2 separate regions of the Homo sapiens genome follow, and region 1 is linked to region 2. A link is an interaction called in ENCODE POLR2A ChIA-PET data of the cell type or tissue named here. Cell type or tissue: OCI-LY7. All regions are shown on one strand. Region 1 overlaps MAML2 (mastermind like transcriptional coactivator 2). Region 2 has its middle 74 kb from the start of FAM76B.

Region 1 (5,000 bases), 620 kb after region 2:
CCATCAATGTATTCCTGGCACAGTTCATGGCACAGAAGAGCTGTACAAAGATTATTTACTGAATTAATGAATATTTTCCCAAACTCTAAAAAGGACCCATGCATACAATCTTGACGTAAGAGTTTAAAACCTTTGCTAAAACATTAAGACCTTTGGAGAGCTGTAGCATGTGTCAGTATTGCCATTTGCCCATTTTCATATCCATTCCTTCAGTAATTTGGCTATGGTAGGGTCCAGCTCTCTAGTTGTCCTCAACCTGTGGAGAATATGTGAACTTCTCTCTTCATGTCCTCTATAGGGAAGTGGAATAGCTTTTGCTCTTTTACCTCTGTTTCTCACAAATGTGTAGGCCAAGGTTGAAGCTAGTCAATAGCCCATTCACTACCGTCAGCATCCAAGCATCATGCCATGAATCAGGGAGGAGGGAGATGTTGGCTTTTCTCCTTTGCCATCTTTCCTTAGGGTCCCTTACTTTTCCCTTGTAAACAAGAACTAAATGGGGGAAACTGGTATCCAACTGGACCTTAAGGCAAGTAAAAAATTTGTAACACATCTGTATTACAAGCAAGGAAATAAGTACATCTCAAAGACCATCTAAAATAATGCTTTTCTCACGAATTTTTGTTCATGATTTTTTTAATAATGAGAATACCTTTTCCACATTAGTATACAGGCAAACTCATTTGTTGGGAAGACTGATTTACACATCAAGAGAGTATAAACACTTTTACCAACAGGGCATTTCTTGTTTGCACTGGAAGGCCCAGTGAACCTAAGAAGCGAGGTATAGCTTGGTCTGCTTCTTTTACTTCCTCTTCTGCATCTAGCTAGTGTGCTTTAAAACTATGTCCTTTTAGTGTCAAAGGGCATGTCATGCAGTATATAACTCACCATGAATGGGAGAATGTGTAAATAGCAAGGCATTAAGCAGCTCAAGGGACTTGAAGATGGGTAGTACAGAGCACTTAGGCAATGCGCTGTGAGAAGAGGCTGCTGGAGGGGAAATGTAATACTTGTCTTCAAGTATATGAAGGATTATTATTGCATCATAGCTGTTGATTCCTTGGAGCCGTCCTTGCTCTACCATTTTCCAGGGCTTCTGATTTGCTCTTACCGGATCTCCAGGCCCTCCAGGATGTGGATCAATCTCATTTGTCCCCCTCAGTACTCACGTCCAGCCACACTCAGTCAAGCACTGCTCTGTTCCCCAAACACTTAACTTACATGCCTGCACTCAGCGACCCCAATCCCACATTTCCGTATTTTCTCCCTCTTCTCAGGCCCTGCTGGTGACCCATGTTCTCATATAGCTATCCCTGGCCTATATTTGAATCTCTCTACTACCAACTACTAGTGGTACTCATGTTTTGAGCACCTACTATGTATCAGGCACTATGCTGACTGTTTTGCTAAATAACTTTAGCTTTATTTTGCAGATGAAAATACTGATGCCAAGAAAATAACAAAATTATTTTCTCATATTCATACAGCTAGTAAGTATAACATAGGGACCTGAACATGGTCTAACTATAAAATCTATGCATTAAATTATTCAATTTAAGCTTCAGTTTCCTTATATGTAAAATGGGACAAATGTTGATTACTCACCTGTTTTTTGCAGGCCTTACATAAAATATGTAATTAAAAAGCCTTGTACATTCTAGGACTCAGTAAATATTTGTTCCTCTCTTCCTCTGATTTTTCTATATCAGTTTTGGTCCATTCTACCTGGTTAGTACTTTTCCTGTTACTTTATTGAAGTGGTTTTGCATACCATTAGGCTGTAAGTAAGCAGGGACAATGTCTTTAGCTGTATTTCTCCTTATTCTCCCAGGAAGCCTGCTGGAGTGTGACGGAAATTAGCATGAAAATGCAAAATAAAAAATTTAGAATTGTTTTCACTAAACATTGCCCTGCCTGTGAACATAAACATATATAAGGGTCTGGATTAAAGAACAAGAAAGCAGTAGAATCCATTCAGAAAGGCTTAGCTGCCATGGATAGCAGAACTGGATGACTGTTTTCAGATTCCCTTTCAGGCTTTCTTAGATTAAATAACAGTGCTAAACACAAACACAAACAACAACAAAAAAACAAAAACAGCTAATTATGGCCACTCTTTTAGTCATATTTAAATTGGTATGTCTAAGAACATCTGAAAGCCCATATTTAAACATATTGGTATTTAAAAATGTTTACAATACAGAAGCCATAAGTGATTAAACATTACGATTTAGAAACATTTGATGAACATCACCTACCAATATTATTTCAAAGAAAGCAGATGCCTTCTATAAACAAACATTGTCCTAAACAAGCAAGATATCTTGGTTTACATGATAACATCACCTTGATGTCAAAGAAAGGTTTTTATCAATTTTTTGTAAAGTATTATACTAACTCCTCTCTCCACTTGAACCCTTTTGCCTTTGTGAGATCTTATAATTATATTTACTTGAAATAAGTGGTAGGAAGGTCCTAGATAGATAAGAATTCTCCTTTTTTTTTACTTTGTTCTAGAAAACAGAACGAAAATAGGTCAGTTTTTAAGGAAATGATGGCTGCATATATAAATAATATAAACACTCCTATCACTGTCCTAGGAGGACATTTATCATGTAGACAGCCATAGATACCCAGATCTGGCCTCCCACTTACAGCTCTCAACTTTTTAATTGTCAATTGGAAACTTGATTATTATCAGTTAAAAATAACCAGGGTACTCTGGCAATGATTTAACTTGTTTGACTTTCTTAAGCTAACAATTAACATTTTAGACAATTGTTGACAAAATATTTAACTCTCCCATGCATTTGTGTAAACAACTTTTCTAATATGCCTTAGATGTTCTGGGGGACACATCTTTCCAAAGCTTCCCAGGTCCATGCAGAGGCCTGTAAAGTAGATGCATTCAAAGACTCCAAAGACTTTCATAGCATTGCACTAGGATTTCCTGGGACCTTCAGGAACACTTAAGTATACGGATACGTCAGTCTTATCTTGACAGCAGTAAATTTGAAATGCCAATCCCTCTATTTACAATAAGTGCTATTTCATCATTTAAAACCGACAACTGAAAGCTGAGTATACATTTAACTCCTAGAAGAACCAGTATTATCATTCATTGTTTAGAAGTTTATTACTACTAACACTAGTATTGCATTTTGGCAGTGCTTAATTTTTCCTAAAGCTTGTTCAGAAAAACACGCTCATTTGCTTCTCTCAACAAGCTGGGGCAGCATGATTGTCCTCTCTGTTCCACAGATGACTGCTAAGTGACTTGTCCTAGGTAACCCAGATGGTGATCCAGCAGGCACAAAACCAAGGGATGTAGGCTCCTTGTCTGATCTACTTTCTTTCCTCCACATGACATTAGAGAAAAGATAATCTCTGAAGCCAGAGATGACATGGAACCACTTATCTAGTGATCCTAGCAACACAATCTATGCAACAGAAAAAGAGCTTGTCTCAGGCAAAAGGGAAAGATTAATAATGTACCACAGAAGCTCTAAACCTTACTGTTCCATGGACCAGCAATTATTCAGTTTCACAGTTCATTCAAAGATTCAAACATACTTCACCAGAAAATGAGTTAGTGCCTAAAGTCTGCTCCAAGTGGTTAGAAATGCAGATCTGCTCAAAGCCCTATAATCCGGGCCCTCTGAAAGGCCCTGTTCCTGCAGACTCTGCAGCAGCGGGGCTTCCCCTGAACTTGTACTTGAGCTAAATGAAGAAACTGGCTGAGTAAGGGCTGTAGAATTAGGCTGTCAATGTGGACAGAATTAAAACTGGCTTGGAGGTTATTCTTGCATTGTTCTTGAAACTTAAGGCTATTGAAAGGATTCAGACATTATATATTCCTTGCTGTATAATACCCATGAAAGTCAACATTATCCCACCAAACAGAAGTTGTCCTTTCACCTTCATTCAACAAATATTACCCACTGTCTTCAAGGCATTGTACTAGAAGGTATGCAGGATACAAAGCTTTCATCTGAGGACACAGCACATCTTTGATTTTAGATGATCAATATTCTCTCCCTTTCTCCAAAGGACATTTATGGCCACTTATGGCATACGAATTAACTATTAAAGTTATACATTCAACACACCTAAGTCACATAAATCTGGTTATGGACACAGTAGCAATAAAATTAAGAAAAAATTCTGACACTCACCCTGAACAAAGGCCCTTTTAAAATTAATAGCATATCTGAAAAATAAGAGGAGCCCGAGTAAAGTGAGACCTGCCAATGTAATGGGCTTGGTGAATCACTTCAAAATGCCCAGGCCTCCCTTTGGACACAATGTTATCAGGTTAATACAGCACTTGCATCACCATCTCTGAGTACCGTGCTGAGTAACAACGGGCCAAATTTAGCAGCTAAAATGGAGAGGGAATTTCCAACAACCCGTGCAATGCCACATATTCTCAGTGAAAAGCAACTACTAGAAATATACTATCCCTTACCCTCCTAACTTAAACTGTGCCTCTCTGCATCATCACTACACCTGGAGAGGGAGCTCCTCTAAGGGAATGTCTCAGGAGATGGCTGGTGGTTAGAAGAGAGAAAGATTCCCTCTTAGGCCAGAGGTAGCACAGCAGCCAGCTATGGCTTCTGCAGCAGTAAGCTTTCAGTCGGGAAGGGCCAGACACCGCTCCCTCACTTCCCTCCCAGCATGGGTATTGCTACTGTAAAGTTACCACGACCACTAAAGTTGGTTTCATTTCCCATCATGAAACACCCTAGAAAAAAAAGGCTGTCTCAGCTTACTGCCAAGTTGGACAAAAGCAGAAGCTCAAAGAACAAGGCCAGAGGCAAACATGCCACCTTTCCTTCAGAGGCTGGGCTGTGAAGGCCACAAGGGAAGCCCACTGTGGCTCTTCACGGCCCCGCTCCGGCCTTGACACCCCGGGCAGAGATCAGTCTTCTCCACTCAGGGTTGGGCCGGGTGCCTCACTTGCGGTTCCATCCCCAGAAACACTTACCAGGAGACTG
Region 2 (5,000 bases):
GGATGAACTTTTTGCTGATGTCATTGGCTCGGAGTAAAACTGCCAAATATAAAGATATGATTCCAGCATTAATAGAGCAAAACTGTGAAACTGTACCAACCAACCTGAATTGTATTCTCATTAGTGCTGTCAATTAATGAAGTTAGACAAACGATTTTCCCACATTACAATGTAGTCTACTCAAAAGCCTAAGGAATGCCACCTGCCCATCAAAAATGAATAAATGTGACGTAATTCCATTGTATAATACCACCATATAACTAGGTTCTGTAAGTCCACATACACACCTAGGGAGGTAGTCTTATTTACCTCTTTCAACTTTATATTCTGACTAATATGTATTAGAGTCAATATTGGTATGTTGATTCCATATGGCTTGTTGATTGGGGAATCAGATGAGAAGATTATTCTAATACTGAAATACTCCTTTTTCACCTAATGGTTTAATCACCTAATTAAAGTTTACTGTGTTCTTTGGGAATCCAAAGTGACCATTGGTGAACCTGACAAAAAAAATTCATCTTCTTAGAATTTTGTGATGTAATTAATATTTATTTTGGAACCCTCAGCACCCCAGAGAAGAGTTAGGTATAGAAAGAAACTCTAAAAAGCATATAAGTGCCCCAGAAGATTTTCCCCTTCCTCCCTGTCACATACCTCTTTGCCTCAACCCACTTAAATTCTGAGAAAAAAATCAATACAGTTAAATGAATGTAAGTATGGGTTTATCATTGTCTCTTTAAGTAGAATTATGTCCACGTTTTACAAGTTCCATTTCTTTAGGTGTCAAAAACTAGTTTTATTTAGCTGAGGTTGAGAATATTGGGCAGAGTCAAGGTGAGCATCTAGTGAAAAGCTTTGGAAACACTCCAGGTATAAAGCTGAAGACATTAATCACCAGAATAACAAATGAAATTGAACTGTTCTAGAATTGGGCTCCTTCACCTCATTTTCCACTTCTTCTTCCAGTGTGGTCATCAGGATTCAATCCTGGTCCTATGCTGTCCATAAGATAATACCAAAGGGAGCAGACACTCAACATTTACTTCTTTTTATCTCGACTCTAATCAAGAAAATATGACAATATTTCTGATATCTCTTCTCAAAAAACTTTTTTTTTACTCTAAGTTCTGGGATACATGTGCAGAATGTGCAGGTTTGTTACATAGGTATACATGTGCCATGGTGGTTTGCTGCACCTGTCAACGCATCATCTAGGTTTTAAGCCCCGTATGCATTAGGTATTTGTTCTAATGCTCTCCGTTCCCTTGCCCACTACTGCCTGACAGCCCCAGTGTGTGATGTTCCCCTCTCAGTGTCCATGTGTTCTCGTTTTTCAACTCTCACTTATGAGTGAGAAGATGCAGTGTTTGGTTTTCTGTTCCTGCGCTAGTTTGCTGAGAATACCTGAAAGCTTTGAAAAATCAGATTATCATTAAGAAATAATTCTTAAACTCAAAAATTTTGCCCAAAGAACTTCCTTCTCTGGAGACCTGAAAGAACAAATTAAATACTCATCATAAATATCCAAGTGCAAAACTACCAGTTTTGCATTTATAAAACTACCAGTTTGCACATGAGGAAACTAAGATTCAGGAAGTGTAAATGATTTACCCCGGCATGAAGCTAGTTAATAGAAGAGCAGGTTGCTCCTTACTCTTACTATCTTACTTTTTTGTTAATCATTTATACACAAATCCTGAGTACCTACCATATCCATGGCACTAAGGGCTGTGAAGGGAACAAATCCAAAACATTCATGGTTCCTCCTCCCAATATTATTATTAGATACTTTAAACATTACAATAATGATAACCACTATACATCAAATACTCATTACGGGGGAGAAACTGGGTCAATATCATGGTCGCAGACATTATTCTCTTGATATGAGTGTTAGTTTCTTCAGTTTACAGATGAAGAAAAGGAAACTGGTATGCAAAATGTCATATAATTGTCTCAAATCACACAGTTCATCAGAAGCAGAGGTCAAATTTGAACTTACATTTGCCTGATTCCAAGACCTTTGCTCTTAACTGTATCATAAGCTGATGTAGTTCTACAACTGAAACTTAACATTTACCTCCAGAGACAATGGAAGATACTTTAGCTAAAAGTAAAAGAAATTTTCAAAAATAAGGTTTATTAACGCTAGAATAATTTAACATAGGGAGCCTGTAGAACTTCATCACTGTAGGTGAGTTGAAAATGAGAGGATACTAAATTAGAGGTTTTATTTAAGAGTGGGTCTACCTAATTGCCTAGTAGGAAGTGAAAACAAATGATATTTCAAGCTTTCTTTTACCCTATGACTTTAAGGAAAAACAATAACAACCATAAAACACCACCACCTACGACAACAGTCTTCTGTGTTTTCCCATGCATTCAAATGAGCTAAAAAGTGATAAATGCATTGCAAGTAAAATAGCTATGCAGCACTCTTGGGAAATGTGGTTCCACGGAGATGCCACAGAGACTTTCATTGTAAAGCCTGGTACTGAAGTTTGGACAAAGGTGTGTTTGTGTGCAGTGACTAAGCTTGTGTGGGAGGGAGGCAACCACTGCAGATGGCTGAAAAATATGCTAATGTTGAAAGACCCATGTGATGGCTGGCATCCTGAAAGAGACACAGATGTTTCCTCCCAAGAAGAATTTTAGAACAAGTGGCTTGCTGACCTATTCAGGCTTGATTCCTTAACTGCATCTCAGGGTCATACACACGTCAGAACCACTGAGACAATTGTCCTCCTCACTTTGTACCCCAGGAAAGAGATAGAGCAGCTAATTAATCACAAGGCCTTTGCTGATAATACCTTTCATTTGAAATTTTTGTTGTTTTTGTTTTTAAGATGTTTTCATGTTCTCTGAGACTTGCTTTCAGAATGCTGCCTCTGTTCACATGCTGGGTCTCCTACAGTGCTCACATTGCTCCACTCTCTGTACGTTTTGTTTTTTTTCCCCATAAAAACCATCCCTCTTATATTCACTTTTTAAGTCTTTCTTTTCCCCACTAAACTATATGCTCATTTCATGGCAGGGAGCATGACTAACTTGTTAACCACAAAATCCCAAGAGCCCAACATAATGCAAGATACATAGAAGTCTCTCAAAAACATCTTTTCTCAGCACTCCTGAGAATACCTACAAGACATTCTCAGATATACTAGAGAGGCAGAGCGTAGATTGTCTTGTATTAGTCTACTTAAACAAGATTGTTCATTCCTTCATTTATTCAACAAAACTTCGGGGGTTTATATCATGTGTCAGGCACTGCTCTAAATGACCAGGATGCTGCAATAAAAAGAACAACAAAAAAAATTCCCATCCTTATGGGTTTAGGGTGTTAACATCAATATATTTTTAAAAGAAATTGAAAAAAACCCAGGTACTTCGACTACAAAAATCATTTTGTTTGCAGATTACCTAACACTGCTAACTCAAGTTCCTGGGTCTATAGAAGAAAAATAAAATTAAAAATTAAAAAACAGCCGGGCGCAGTGGCTCACGACTATAATCCTAGCACTTTGGAAGGCCAACACGGGCAGATTACCTGAGGTCAGGAGTTCGAGACCAGCCTGGTCAACATGGTGAAACCCTGTCTCTACTAAAAAAAAATACAAAAAAAAAAAATTAGCAAGGAGTGGTGGCACATGCTTGTAATCCCAGCTACTTGGGAGGCTGAGGCAGGAAAATCGCTTGAACCCAAGAGACAGAGGTTGCAGTGAGCCGAGATCATGCCACTGCACTCTAGCCTGGGCAACAGAGCGAGACTCTGTCTCAAAAAAATAAAAATAAATAAATAAATTAGTTAATTAATTAAAATTCAAAGACATTGCTAAGGATCTCACTAGTTTTCTTCTATCTTAATCAGGTAGGGATTGTCCCCATAAACAAGAAGAGTTCTAACCTGCAAAGCACAACTTAAAGAAATATAAATCTGCTGTAATGGATATGAAAGCTAACTGTGTACCACTCCATCCCCACCTTTCTGCTTCTGGCATTATAAGCTCTCCAATAGCTTTAGCATAAATTCACATGTCCTATTGTTTCTTGCCACCTCTCAGGGTTCTGAAGGAATAGGCACCAGGTTCTGATAAGAACAGAAACATCTGGAGTGTGGGAGTGTTCATCTAAAGAAAAAAAGTGAAAATAGCATGCATTGAACTGTTTGGTGTGCTAAGTAATGATTAGGGTTTTCACATACATTGTCTCATTTAATCTTTGCAATAAACAAACAACAAAGTACATCATATGCCCCCCTTTTATTTTCTACCAAAGAAGGAAATAGGGTAAGAGGTAGAGACGTACCTTTATGGATCTATAGAGAGATTTATGGCTTTTGTAATGGTCAGAGCACCTAAATCACTAATTAACTTCCTAGCAAATTTATAGGCTGACATAACAAGTGAATAAATGGTTTCACTAGATACTGAGGAATTTTATTGTTCATAACTTTGTGCCAAAAAAAAGAAATGGGAAACCATTAGATCAGAGAGAGTGGCCATCTACCTTCTATTCACCCAGGGAAGATTTTGTAGAAAAAATGGGAACTGGCTACAGTTGATACTATATAAAGAAATACTGACTTTTAAATTTCTTCACTCTCTTTCTTAACAGATTCTCTTTTTTTTTTTCTGTCCTTAAGGTCTCAAAGTTTTCTCCAGCTGAAAATACAGCTGCCTCATAGAAACACTGCATAAGAAAATTAATAACAATAAACCCCAGAGGAATCAGGGAAGTGGTGATAAGGCTGCTTTATGCTTTCCTTTTACCCAACTGAGAACTTCCTTTAGGCCTCACTTGCTGAATGCTAAGAGGCCAGGGAGGAGCACTAGGGAACATAGGAGAGAGACAGGATGGCGGGAAGCAGCGAACAGATATGGGAGCAAAGGGAATTTTAAAAAGAGGAAAGGTCTCTGGCCAGGGCTGGCCCAAGGAAAAAATTGAAGGTCAGCAGACGGGTTTTAACACAACCCTCTCCATCTCCCTGTCTATTACCT

Evidence for each region. ChIA-PET counts read pairs that join two places held together with the same protein. Peaks named below come from ENCODE experiments on the same cell type or tissue, not always from the same donor. Only the 100,000 strongest peaks of a DNase experiment are listed, where the experiment ranks them.
Region 1: POLR2A ChIA-PET joins it to region 2 with 5 read pairs; 2 of 35 experiments call an interaction of 5 or more read pairs at or near these places.

Annotation. Positions count from the first base shown.
Region 1 is chr11:96,334,647-96,339,646 of GRCh38, forward strand. All of the region lies in intron 1 of MAML2 (mastermind like transcriptional coactivator 2), which reads right to left. Among named protein-coding and RNA genes, the nearest start is that of MIR1260B, 4.3 kb to the right of the region's middle. RefSeq lists a silencer at 4,619-4,913. In OCI-LY7, no CTCF peak of the experiment used is centred here; a DNase peak (open chromatin) is centred at 4,735.
Region 2 is chr11:95,713,408-95,718,407 of GRCh38, forward strand. No RefSeq gene overlaps it. Among named protein-coding and RNA genes, the nearest start is that of FAM76B, 74 kb to the right of the region's middle. In OCI-LY7, no CTCF peak of the experiment used is centred here; a DNase peak (open chromatin) is centred at 2,614; H3K4me3 peaks cover 1,867 bases; H3K27ac peaks cover 2,010 bases.